Linked DNA regions of Homo sapiens: all the other regions are linked to region 1. Evidence: read pairs that join two places in POLR2A ChIA-PET (ENCODE). Cell type or tissue: MCF 10A. All regions are shown on one strand. Region 1 overlaps BAZ2B (bromodomain adjacent to zinc finger domain 2B). Region 2 overlaps BAZ2B (bromodomain adjacent to zinc finger domain 2B). Region 3 has its middle 6.8 kb from the start of BAZ2B.

Region 1 (4,000 bases):
TCATCTTTCTCATGTCCTCTTATTTTCCCTTTTATTCATATTAGTTTTAAAGACGGCATTCTGTTCTTCTACTCATAGTTTTGTAAGTCATCTTAAATTATGTTGGAATAAGATGGGATATAAATAATTATGTAACACCTATTTATTGTAGCAGAAGGCAAGCAAGCAAAAAGTAGGAAACTTTCTTCCTCCTCTTGTCTCTCCCTCTGCCTTCCCACCTCATTTTGCACATAGTTCTTAATATGGACGACTGAGCTCTGTGGTTTCTTGGACTTTCCAGAGTACAGGGGAATTCACTCTGAAGCTTTTTGTCTGTATAGCACTACCAGGTCCAGTTAAAGAATGCCTCAGAGGATAAGTAGGGCTGAAATATACCCAAGAGAAGGAAAAGATATATTTTTCTCATTTGTCAGCTCTGAGGGCAAGTCTTTTTCCAACTGGTTTTTGTTCCTTACCTTTTAACTGAATTGTAAACTCATAATATCAAAAGTTACTGCCTCTTGATAAAAACCACCTTCAGTGAAACCAAATATCAAATTTATTTGCTGTACCTCTTTATGTTTTCATTTCATCGTGCTCTAAATTTGACACATTATAGGAAACTAAGATGGTCATAAATCATTGAAACAATTGAAATAATAATTTTCTGATTTAAAATTTTGTTTTGTTTTGGTGTATGAATTACATACTCAAAGCTACTTATGTGGTAGGAATTACATCTCAAATTTTCTATAAAGGAAATAAGAACTGTGTTTTGCATTCCATGTGACTACTATGGTTTTTAAATTATTTAATGTTAACGTGACCAAGAAATTCAGCTGGAAATGTTAACTTCGTAGTTGTAGTTTTTTGAAAACTTGCTATTTCATGTGTCATTGTAGTAAAGGTGGTGATTAGTGATGTTAGCAACTTGCATTAATGTGGCTCAATACCGAATACATACTCCTTGAAATGACATATTACGTATATGTAATGAGACCTGTTCTGAGATTCTATACCCTTGGCACAGTCTTCTCTCCTGGGTGTTCTTTTTGTTATTTGTTATCATTCTGTTTTGTTCTATTTCAGTGCATTATAACTTTATTTTGCAAAATGAATAAATACAAACCTAATTTAAGTAGTATAATTTTAATATCTTAACATGATTATATTGTTGTAACGGGCTCTTAAGAGCTTTTTGCATTAAAATTAAATCTTACTTGTTCTAAATAGTTAGGATATTGATGCATGGCCTTAGTAAATATAGAATTTTAAAGATAAATGCAAATTTTATGAATTTACAGAATTATCTAGATTTTTTTAAGTAGTAAATTAGTTTATCATTTTGATGGAGTTGGGTTTTTTGTTTGTTTGATACCCATGGCTAATTTAAATCTTCCCTCATCAAACTACACTAAAAATTTCAGAGAGTGAAAAAACAGCAATTTGGGGGGAAAAAAAAAACTATGGACAAAGAAACTTAGTTTTCAAGCTAACAATGTTTTTAAAAAATGCTCACAGGTTAAATATTTTGTTTTGTTTTCTTTTTGATATATGAGTTTAAAATGATGTAGAGAAAAGTTTCAAATTATGTAAACTTTCTGATCATAGGAATTTTTTTTTCAAAGACTGCCACATAAATTATAAAGCAGTCTTATTTTGCAGGAAGTTGTCCAAATAAAAAAATAGACATGCTTTGACCACAAAACAATTAATTTTGGTCTTTTATTATAACTCAGAAATTTATTTTGTGTACTTTGTTGTAGCAGCTGAAATTTAAAGACTTTTCTTTATTTTTGGCAGGTTTTTGAGCAGTTATTCTTATTTGTTAGCATTGCTTTGTTTTTATAGTTTATCTGCCAGAAGTGATTTTTGAAACCTGCTTTTAAACAGTGCCAGTTTTCAAGCATTCCTATCATGTGAGTTTATGTGAGGAGTAAACCCTTCTTTAAAAAGGAAGAAAGACCTCTTCTCTTTATTGTCTGTTTGACATTAATAAAATTAAGAAAAGAACGATTACTTGAGACATCAACCTTACCTGGCTTAGTTTTATCACGTGAGCATTCACGTTTGCTGGTGATCTAAGTGCTCCACCTGCCTTTCAGTTTGTTTACCAGGAAATCAAGATGTGTAAACTGCAGGAAGTACTATTTGACCCTCTCCGACAGTATCTCATTACAATAATTGCTAATCTCTGAATAAGACAGCCATGTTTTGTGAGTAACTGAGAGAGAGAGAGGTTGTGTTAGGTAGATTTTAGGTGTTTCAACAAATAGAGCATTGTAAATGCTTACTTGGATTATGTTTTCATGATAGCTTTTGATAAAAGACATATGCTGACCCTTGGGGTCAGCAAAGCTAGGACACAATAGTAGGTATTCTTTCATGCCTTTTAACTGAAAAATATCACGGCTTGTTGTTTTGGAGTGCTGTCACTGCTCTGAATCGAAAGGATAATGGCTACTTCCTGATTAAACCCACTCTCCACAGTAAGCTGTTAATGTTATACTCTATGTCTTTTTCTCCTGTAAATGCAAGGGTATTTGGTGTTTTCTTTACTTTTTAACATTGTTTTTTCATAGATAGATCTCTTATAAATATATCCTGAAGTTAAAGTTTACAATTAGAGTAGAAACTACTGTTTAAGTTTGGAGGATTTTTTAAAATGAAAAAGTATTTCTGTTTGGTATCTTAAATCCAACCAGCTCATACACATACTGTAGGTTTTGGTTAAAGAAATTAGCTTTATTAAATAAAGACATTGAAATGATAAATGATATTAAGCTGCCACTTTCTTGCCACTCTAAACAAAATTTTAAAAATAACTTATGTAGTAAAAAGATTATTTTTTTCAGAGACTTTGGATAAACTCTAATTTTATCTTGATTTAGTAAGTTTCATAATTCTATTTACATATTCTCAAAATATCTCAATTTTAATTATGAAATTAACTTATTCTTAAATTAGCAAAGAGATCCTTATGATATAAAAACAATGTTAAGTATTCAGAATATAAGAAGGGAATAATGAGCTTCTTAGTTTTAATCCTAAATCTGGCCGTCACTCCATCTGTGGTCTTGGGACAATCATTTAAACTGCTTACCTCAGTTGTCTTGTCTACTGTCTGTGTGAGTGCTTAAGTAAAATGTGTATGTTTGTTTATTTCTGTATAGTGTTACAAACTACAAAGGAAATGAATTTCACAAGTATTTTATAAAATGGAGAACTGACTCTGCACATAGGAAAACATTTGCAGTAACAATAGACAGATAAATAAAATTTATGGCTTTAAAAGAAACACCATTACATTGGCTTTTTAATTTGGAACAGAACTCTTAGTTTTGCTCAATCTTTAATATAATATTACCAAAGGAATATAAATAGGAATATACATGTTGTTGGATACACGACTGAAATGGGAAGTAGAAAGCTTAAAGGTGATTTAGTAAAGAGTGACAAATATACTTAAAATTATTTAACTTTTTCTCAAAAGTCTTATTTCTGGAAGTAAAATTGTTCAGAGTAGAGGGAAGAATGTATGTATATATGTATTATGGACATATAAGTGCAGGTGATCTATGTAGTAAGATGTTTAATTTTTAAACTGTAGTATTAGGTATGTTGATTATATAAAAAGAAAACATAAGATTATGAAAAATCAAAAGTAGTTACTGAAGAATGTTATAGAACCTAACATCTAGGAATGTTAAAAAATGGGATAATGTAAATAGACTCCTTCTTTTGTTGAAAGAATTAAGGTAGTTTCTTTCACATAATGCTTATCAGGGTTATTTTAGGTAACTCAGTAATTTTTGATATAAATTACTGGCATATTCTGAGGAGATTCTAAAGGTTAAGTTTGTGAGTATTCTAGCTTAGTCAAGTTATCAAAGTAAAAGTTATAATAGTGCCTCTATTTTAATTTATAATAAGTAATTTATGTCATTTATTGAATACTTACTATATGCAAACCTCTGGGCTAATTCTTTTGTCATTTACTATTCATGATAATCACATGAGG
Region 2 (4,000 bases), 120 kb after region 1:
TGCCTCAGCCTCCCGAGTAGTTGGGACTACAGGTGCCCGCCACCAAGCCCTGCTAATTTTTTTTAAATATTTTTAGTAGAGACGAGGTTTCACTGTGTTAGCCAGGATGGTCTCGATCTCCTGACCTTGTGATCCGCCCACCTTGGCCTCCCAAAGTGCTGGGATTACAGGTGTGAGCCACTGCGCCTGACCTGTACTTATATTTTTAATTATTTGATTCCACTCAAATACTCTTTACTCAGATAGTTTATTTTATTATCTCAAGTTATCATAACTTTTCCTACAGGAAAAAATTAAGAGAATACAGCAAATCAGAATGGAAAAAGAACTTCGAGCTCAGCAAATTCTAGAGGTAGAAGTCTTAAATTTAATATAATTAAAGTAATTTAGCCATATATTTTTAAGTCTGCAAAAATAAATATTTTGCGTGCATGTTTTCTCACACAAATTGTTTGTCAGATATTCTCTTTAAACATTCTGCATAGAATAAAACTTTATCTGAGCCTTATTTAGCAAGCTAATCTAATCCCAACAGTAAAGATATACAAAATGAGGCAAAAGAAACAGGAAAACTTCTGAGCAGTCAGTGGAGTTGTCATAAAGTTCATGCGCTAAAATGTTTTACTTTTATAAAAGTAAACAACAAAAGAAAAATCATTAGGGCTTATAGTCTGATATTTACTTTTAGTTTAGAAACAAATGTTTACAGAAGTAAGATTTCAAAAGTAAAAGTAAATTTTAAATGTGCAAAGTTTTATCAGATTGTTTTTCTGGTTTCTAGCATATCCCTCTTCCCTGCAAGGCTAATTAGAATAGAGATAGAGGACATCTGTTGGCAACAGCAAAAGTAATAGGCAAAAGACAGCAAAGAAAAAATACAGGAAAACTTCAGCTAGCATATATAGGAACTGAAAAGCCTAGCAACAGCCTGTAATCTTTTATTTGAATAGCAAGCAATTTTCAAAACCTTAATAGCCCAAAGGCATTACTCTTTGGAGCTGTGCAGTATAACTGATGTTGAAAATAGTTGCCCTGAGTCATCAAGAAAACGCCAAATTACGTTTAGTGTACTGTGTCTAAGCAGGCATGTCTCAAAATTATTTCCATCTAAAAGAGTGAAAATAAACTTTTCATGTTTAAATTTATTACAACTTCTCCACCATTCCGGAAACTGCTGCTTTATAGAACAGTTTATTCCCTGAGGGCTCCGGATAGCTGAGGTTTTCTCTGTTACAGTTTTATTCCTTCTAGAAACACACACATTTTTTCTTACCCATTTCAAATTAATTTTAAAAACCGGAAATTGAAAATGTTTTTATTTTAAAGTAAACTGACAGTAACTACTAGTTATGAAACTTCTACACAGTTAATGATTTTAAGATTATGAAGCTTATGTTTGATAAATAGCATGGTCTCAATAGATTGTGCCTCATGAAAGATGAGATTACAAGTTTTCATTCTATTAAAAAAAAAACACTTGAACTTAACCACACTATACAGAGATGGGGAAAATCAGACTTAATATGCTTCACTTAATAGACATAAACCAATAATGAATTTCTTTATCTCAAATTTTCAAGTATTAAAAATAAATTTTAAATAAACAGGTTCATTCTCAAATATTACTAATTCTTGAAATAATTTTTATTTATTAATTAAAATCTATTCTGTTTTCTAAATGTTTTACAGTGATTATGTTTTACTTTTAAAATCAGAAAAACAATGTGACATAAAATCACTTTTCTGTGATTAAATTTTAAGGTAAAAGAACATAAACACTCAATTATTTCAGACTTAACAAAGCTTGAAGAAGAAAAGCTGTCATATTCTTATGACTCTAAGAAATTTTTGTGTATTCTAATGCTATTCTATAAATTAGAAACAAAATTATTACGTTAAACATAATGTTAACTGGGGGGAAATCTGTAATTGTCTACATATGTGTTACATACTGTTTCGTACCTTGTGAGACATGTAGCTTCATTTCAAGTCTGACATTATTTGCAAGTTGTAGTGGTGCTGTTGCATGACTTTGAGACCTGTTTTGCATGCACAGGCTAAAAAGAAAAAGAAGGAAGAAGCGGCAAATGCCAAATTATTGGAGGCCGAGAAACGAATAAAGGTTAGTTTAGATGAGAATCAGAGTTTTTATTTTTGAAAAATAAAAACTATATGTTATACTGGCATCAGTTATATGAAAAAATAGCTTTCTTCAAAATGACTATCTGAAAATATGTTTAGCAGATACTACATGTGTATAGTGTATGTTTTTATTTGTATGTATATTGTATGTGTATTTTTATTTTATTATGCAGGGTTTTTTGTAATGCTTTGAGCTGTTTAGGAGACATCAAATCAGAAATGCAAATTGTTGCTTAATACCTGTATGTAGTTTTGCTAGATAAGAATGACCCCCCCCAAAACTGTTTTGTGTGTTATTTATGTTTATGTTTATGTTTATGTTTAGGCATAAACTAGATATGGTATAGGTATGTTTATATTTGAGTCTCAATCTGATTCTCCCCTTTATAACTTTTTCTTTGTTAATATTCAGCAACTGTTTTATCTATTAAAAATGAAAAGCCTACAGAAACAAAAGCCAAACTTCATCAACTGTTATTTACCAATAATAAAATTAGCTGCTTTTAATTATTTTAACTTCATGTATTTGGGGGTGTTTTGTTCTGATTTCCTGGCATGGGGTATAGGAGAGTTGTCCCCTTCCTCCCCTCCCCCACCCTGCCGTCCACCAGTAACTGAATACTGAAAGGGGGTAGCTGGGTGAGCCTACTGGTACTGGAAACAGCCACCACAGTTATACTTTGTAAAGCCAGGGAACTGTTTATTTTTTCTACATAGACTGTCTTACTTTATTTTTTAAATTTCTACCTTTTCATGTCTGCCGTTAATATTAATTTCATCCATATTGTAACTTCATAGAAATACTGAGATCAGTGACATTCCTAGAATGGTTTGCCTTAAGCCCCATCCCCTTGGAATGGTGCCCTGAATTATAGGTGGACATGAAAATTTCACACTGATTGCCTAGTTTTTGTCACTTTAATTCATACGTAGTGTATAGAAATGAAAAAAAAATGATGTTAATTATAGAGTATATTTGAGAGTTTATATTCAGAATGGAGAGAGTTCTAATCAGCTAGATTTGAGGGTTGCACCATAATGTATTAAACTGATTTAAAAATACATGTGTGGGTTATATCTGATAGGCTCTGACCATCTAGCTAGTTGGTTCAATGAATGTGCCATTGAAGTGTGCAGTTAGGTCAGTCATTCGTTAAATTTTAAGTTAAAATGACTACTGAAGAAAGATCCTTGCTACCATATTTACCATATTATATGATCTCTATGTAAGTATTTGTTAGGTAGAAGCATACAAAATCGAATTGACATTTTATAAATAAAAAATAATTGAATATTGGCCATTTCATATGGTTCAACCTAATGAAAAACTATAGAATCTCAGAAAAGGAACTTTTAATACTTTTAGCATGTTCTAAATCTTCTCTAAAAATCACGTATTAAAAGTTTCTTATTTTTAAGGAAAAAGAAATGAGAAGACAACAAGCTGTTCTTCTGAAACATCAGGTCTGTATATGTATAGTTATACAATTGTTGAATGTACATTTTATAATATTGCTTAAACCTATTTGGGGGAAAATCTTCAAAATATTTTCTTTAAAATTTCTGATATAATTTCTGCTTAAGTTTTTCCTTCAACCTACAGTTTATTGCCTTGCTTTGGTATTGGTGTCTTTTTGGGGGGTTAAAAAATTGGTTTTATGACTCTGTGATTTCTGTTTCATAATGTTGTGCCAACTCTTTCTACCAGGAGTTGGAGAGGCATAGACTAGATATGGTATGGGTATGTTTATTTTTGTACATCTAACACCGCATTGTGATTTGGTTGTGATATGGTTGTCATAGCAATGCATAAAGTGTAGCACTGGCTGCTGTCATATTACATACTGCTGCATGGCTT
Region 3 (4,000 bases), 110 kb before region 1:
ATGATTGCGTGTCTTGGGGTTGCTCTTCTTGAGGAGTATCTTTGTGTTGTGCTCTGTGTTTCCTGAATTTGAATGTTGGCCTGTCTTGCTAGGTTGGGGAAGTTCTCCTGGATATCCTGAGGAGTGTTTTCCAACTTGGTTCTATTCTCTCTGTTATTTTCAGGCACACCAGTCAAATGTAGGTTTGGTCTTTTCACATAGTCCCATATTTCTTGGAGGCTTTGTTCATTCCTTTTCGTTCTTTTTTCTCTAATCTTGTCTTCTCGCTTTATTTTATTAAGTTGATATTCAGTCTCTGATATCCTTTCTTCTGCTTGATCAATTCAGCTATTGATACTTGTGTATGCTTCACAAAGTTCTCGTGCTGTGTTTTTCAGTTCCATCAGATCATTTACGTTCTCTAAACTGGTTATTCTAGTTAGCAGTTCCTCTAACCTTTTTTCAAGATTCTTAGCTTCCTTGCATTGGGTTAGAACATGCTCCTTTAGCTCAGAGGAGTTTGTTATTACTCACCTTCTGAAGCCCACTTCTGTCAATTTGTCAAACTCATTCTCCATCCAGTTTTGTTCCCTTGCTGGTGAGGAGTTATGATCCTTTGGAGGAGAAGAGGCATTCTGGTCTTTGGAATTTTCAGCCTTTTTGGGCTGGTTTCTCCCCATCTTCATGGATTTATCTACCTTTGGTGCTTCATGTTGGTGACCTTTGGATGGGGTCTCTGAGTGGATGTCCTTTTTATTGATGTTGATGCTATTCCTTTCTGTTAGTTTTCCTTCCAACAGTCAGGCCCCTCTGCTGCAGGTCTGCTGGAGGTCCACTCCAGACTCTGTTTGCCTGGGTCTCACCAGTGGAGGCTGCAGAACAGCAAAGATTGCTGCCTGTTCCTCCCTCTGGAAGCTTCGTCCCAGAGGGGCACCTGCCAGAGGCCAGCCAGACCTCTCCTATATGAGGTATCTGTCAGCCCCTACTGGGAGGTGTCTCCCCATCAGGAGGCACAGGGGTCAGGGACCCACTTGAGGAGGCAGTCTGACCCTTAGCAGAGCTTGAACACTGTGCTGGGATATCCGCTGCTGGCTTCAGAGCCATCAGGCAGGGACGTTTACTTCTGAAGCTTTGCCCACAGCCGTCCCTTCCCCCAGGTGCTGTGTCCCAGGGAGTTGGGGGTTATATCTATAAGCCCCTGACTGGGGCTGCTGCCTTCTTTTCAGAGATGCCCTGCCCAGAGAAGAGAAATCTAGAGAGGCAGTCTGGCCACAGAGGCCTTGCTGAGCTGTGGTGGGCTCCACCCGGTTCGAACCTCCCAGCAGCTTTGTTTACACTGTGAGGATAAAACTACCCACTCAAGCCTCATCAATGGCAGATGCCCCTCCCCCCACCAAGCTCAAGTGTCCCAGGTTGACTTCAGACTGCTGTGCTGGCACCAAGAATTTCAAGCCAGTGGATCTTAGCTTGCTGGGCTCTGCCTCATGCCTTTTTAAAAACTGCATAGTACTCCACTGTGTGGATGTTCCATAATTAATTCAACCATTTCATTATGACAGATATTTGGATTATTTCCAGGCTTTTGCTATAAAGTGCTTCAAAGAATAACTTCCTGTATATATACCTATTTTCATATTTTTGTCAGTGTTGGTCAGATTTTTAGAAGTGAGATTTGCTAGCAAAAATAAAATAAACACATATGTAACTTTGTTACATACTGCCAAATTCTCCCTTGTTGGGGTTTTTCCATTTTGTACTCCAAAAAGAAGAGGAGGAAGAAAAAAAGAAAGAAACAAAAACTGCCCCTTTTTTCTATAGGAGCCTCATTCACTAGCAGCCTGTTTTGTAAAACTTGGACTTTTGGGAATCTGAAGGATGAGAAACAGTATCTCCGCAATTCTTCATGTGCATTTCTCTTACTATGAGCAAGGTTACAAATGTTTTTATTTAAGGGGCATTTCTTCCCCTTAAATGCCCTTGGGCATTTCTTTTTGTGTGTGTGTGGTTTTTTGTTTTTTGTTTTTTTTCTGAGACAGGGTCTTGCATATTGCCCAGGCTGTAATGCAGTGGTTAGTTATAGTGCATTACAACTTCAAACACCTAGGCTCAAGTGATCTTCTTATGTTAACCTCCCAAGTACCTGCGACTACAGGTATATACCACTGCACCCAGCTCACTCTCTCGTGCATGCTCTTGCTCTTTCTCTCTTTCCTTCCTTCCTTCCCTCCTTCCCTCCTCCCTCCTTCTTTCCTTTTATCTTTCTTTTTCTCTCCCTTCCTCTCCCTTCCCTTCCCTCTCCCCTCTCCCTCCCCTCTCCCTTCCCTTCTCTTCCCTTCCCTCTTCCTTTCTTTTCTTTCCTCTTTCTTTCTTCTTTTCTTTCCTTTCCTGTTTCTCTCTTCCTTTCATTCTTCTTTTTTTTTTTTTTGAGACAGGGTCTCACTCTGTCACCCTGGCTGGAGTCCAGTGGTTTGATCATGACTTACTGCAGCCTGGACCTCCCAGGCTTCGAATAGCTGGGACTACAGGGGCACACCACCATGCCCCACTACTTTTTGTATTTTTTGTAGAGACAGTCTCATCATGTTGCCTAGGCTGGTCTTTAATTCTCTGCCTGCCTCAACCTCTCAAAGTGCTGGCATTACAGGCATGAGCCACTGTGCCTGGCCCCATTTCTTTTTCTCTAAAATGACTGCTTATCTCTCTAGTCATTTTGCTATCAGGTTGTTAGTCTTTTTCTTCTCTGTTTTTAGGCAGGCTTTACATATAAGTTTATTCAACTGTCTCATATAAGTTGCAAATATTTCTTTACAGTTTGTCATTTGTCTTTATAGTTTGCTTGTGGTGTTTTTGTTTTGGCTATAGAAAAGCTATTTTATGTAGTAAGATTTACCAGTATTTCCCTTTATTGTATCTGGTTTTGACCATTGCTGGGAAAGTTTTCTTTAGGCTCTAATTATTGGGGAATCCTCCCATAATTTTTTTTAGTACTTGTATAGGTTCAAATCTTCATGTTTAAATATCTGATCTTTTTCAGTTTTATTTTTGGAGCAGATCCAAGTTTATCCTTTTTCTTACGAATACCCAGTTATTTGAATACCACTTTGGTTTTTGCCTTTTTTTTTTTTTTTTTTTTGAGACAGTACTCACTCTGTTGCCCAGGCTGGAGTGCAGTGACACAATCATGACTTCAGCCTTGACCTCTTGGACTCAAGCGATCCTTCTGCCTTGGCCTCCCTGGTAGCTAGGACTACATGCATGCACCACCATGCCTAGCTAGTTTTTTTTTTTTTGAGATGGAGTTTCGCTCTTGTTGCCCAGGCTGGAGTGCAATGGCATGATCTCGGGTCACCGCAACCTCCGCCTCCCGGTTTCAAGCAATTCTCCTGCCTCAGCCTCCCATGTAGCTGGGATTACAGGCATGTGCCACCACGCTTGGCTAATTTTGTAATTTTTGGTAGAGATGGGGGTTTCTCCATGTTGTCAGGCTGGTCTCGAACTCTTGATCTCAGGTGATCCACCTGCCTCGGCCTCCCAAAGTGCTGGGATTACAGGCGTGAGCTACCATACCCGGCACCTAGCTAATTTTAATTTTTTTTGTAGAGACAGGATCTAGCTATGTTGCCCAGGCTGGTCCCAAGCTCAAACAGTCCTCCCGCCTTGGCCTCCCAAAGTGCTGGGATTACAGGCATGAACTACCATGTGTGGCCTTGAACACCAATTATCAAAAAGTCCATCTCTTCCTCACTGCTTTGAGATACAGCTTTTATCTATACTAAATTTCCATATGTACTTGGGTCAATTTCTCATTTTCCTATTATGTTTTATTGGTTTTTTATTCATGTGCCAGTGCCAACTATTAAGCTTTAAAGGTTTTATAATGCTTTAGTATCTGTTATGATTGTCCCCTCCACCCCTGGCAAAGCTCTCTTTTTCAAGATTTCCTGTGTTTTTCTTATTTCTTTTTCCAACTGAATTTTTTAACAAATTTGTGCTTACAGCCGTGTTCTTAATCAGGGATGTT

Evidence for each region. ChIA-PET counts read pairs that join two places held together with the same protein. Peaks named below come from ENCODE experiments on the same cell type or tissue, not always from the same donor. Only the 100,000 strongest peaks of a DNase experiment are listed, where the experiment ranks them.
Region 2: POLR2A ChIA-PET joins it to region 1 with 5 read pairs; 2 of 35 experiments call an interaction of 5 or more read pairs at or near these places.
Region 3: POLR2A ChIA-PET joins it to region 1 with 5 read pairs; 13 of 35 experiments call an interaction of 5 or more read pairs at or near these places.

Annotation. Positions count from the first base shown.
Region 1 is chr2:159,514,747-159,518,746 of GRCh38, reverse strand. All of the region lies in intron 2 of BAZ2B (bromodomain adjacent to zinc finger domain 2B), which reads left to right. Among named protein-coding and RNA genes, the nearest start is that of BAZ2B-AS1, 99 kb to the left of the region's middle. In MCF 10A, no CTCF peak of the experiment used is centred here; a DNase peak (open chromatin) is centred at 2,116.
Region 2 is chr2:159,396,951-159,400,950 of GRCh38, reverse strand. It overlaps BAZ2B (bromodomain adjacent to zinc finger domain 2B), which reads left to right. Exons shown (of 37, transcript NM_013450.4): 17 at 287-352; 18 at 2,057-2,122; 19 at 3,562-3,606. Among named protein-coding and RNA genes, the nearest start is that of WDSUB1, 110 kb to the right of the region's middle. In MCF 10A, no CTCF peak of the experiment used is centred here; no DNase peak of the experiment used is centred here.
Region 3 is chr2:159,621,376-159,625,375 of GRCh38, reverse strand. It overlaps a transcript of BAZ2B not described here. Among named protein-coding and RNA genes, the nearest start is that of BAZ2B, 6.8 kb to the right of the region's middle. RefSeq lists an enhancer at 1,141-1,642. In MCF 10A, no CTCF peak of the experiment used is centred here; no DNase peak of the experiment used is centred here.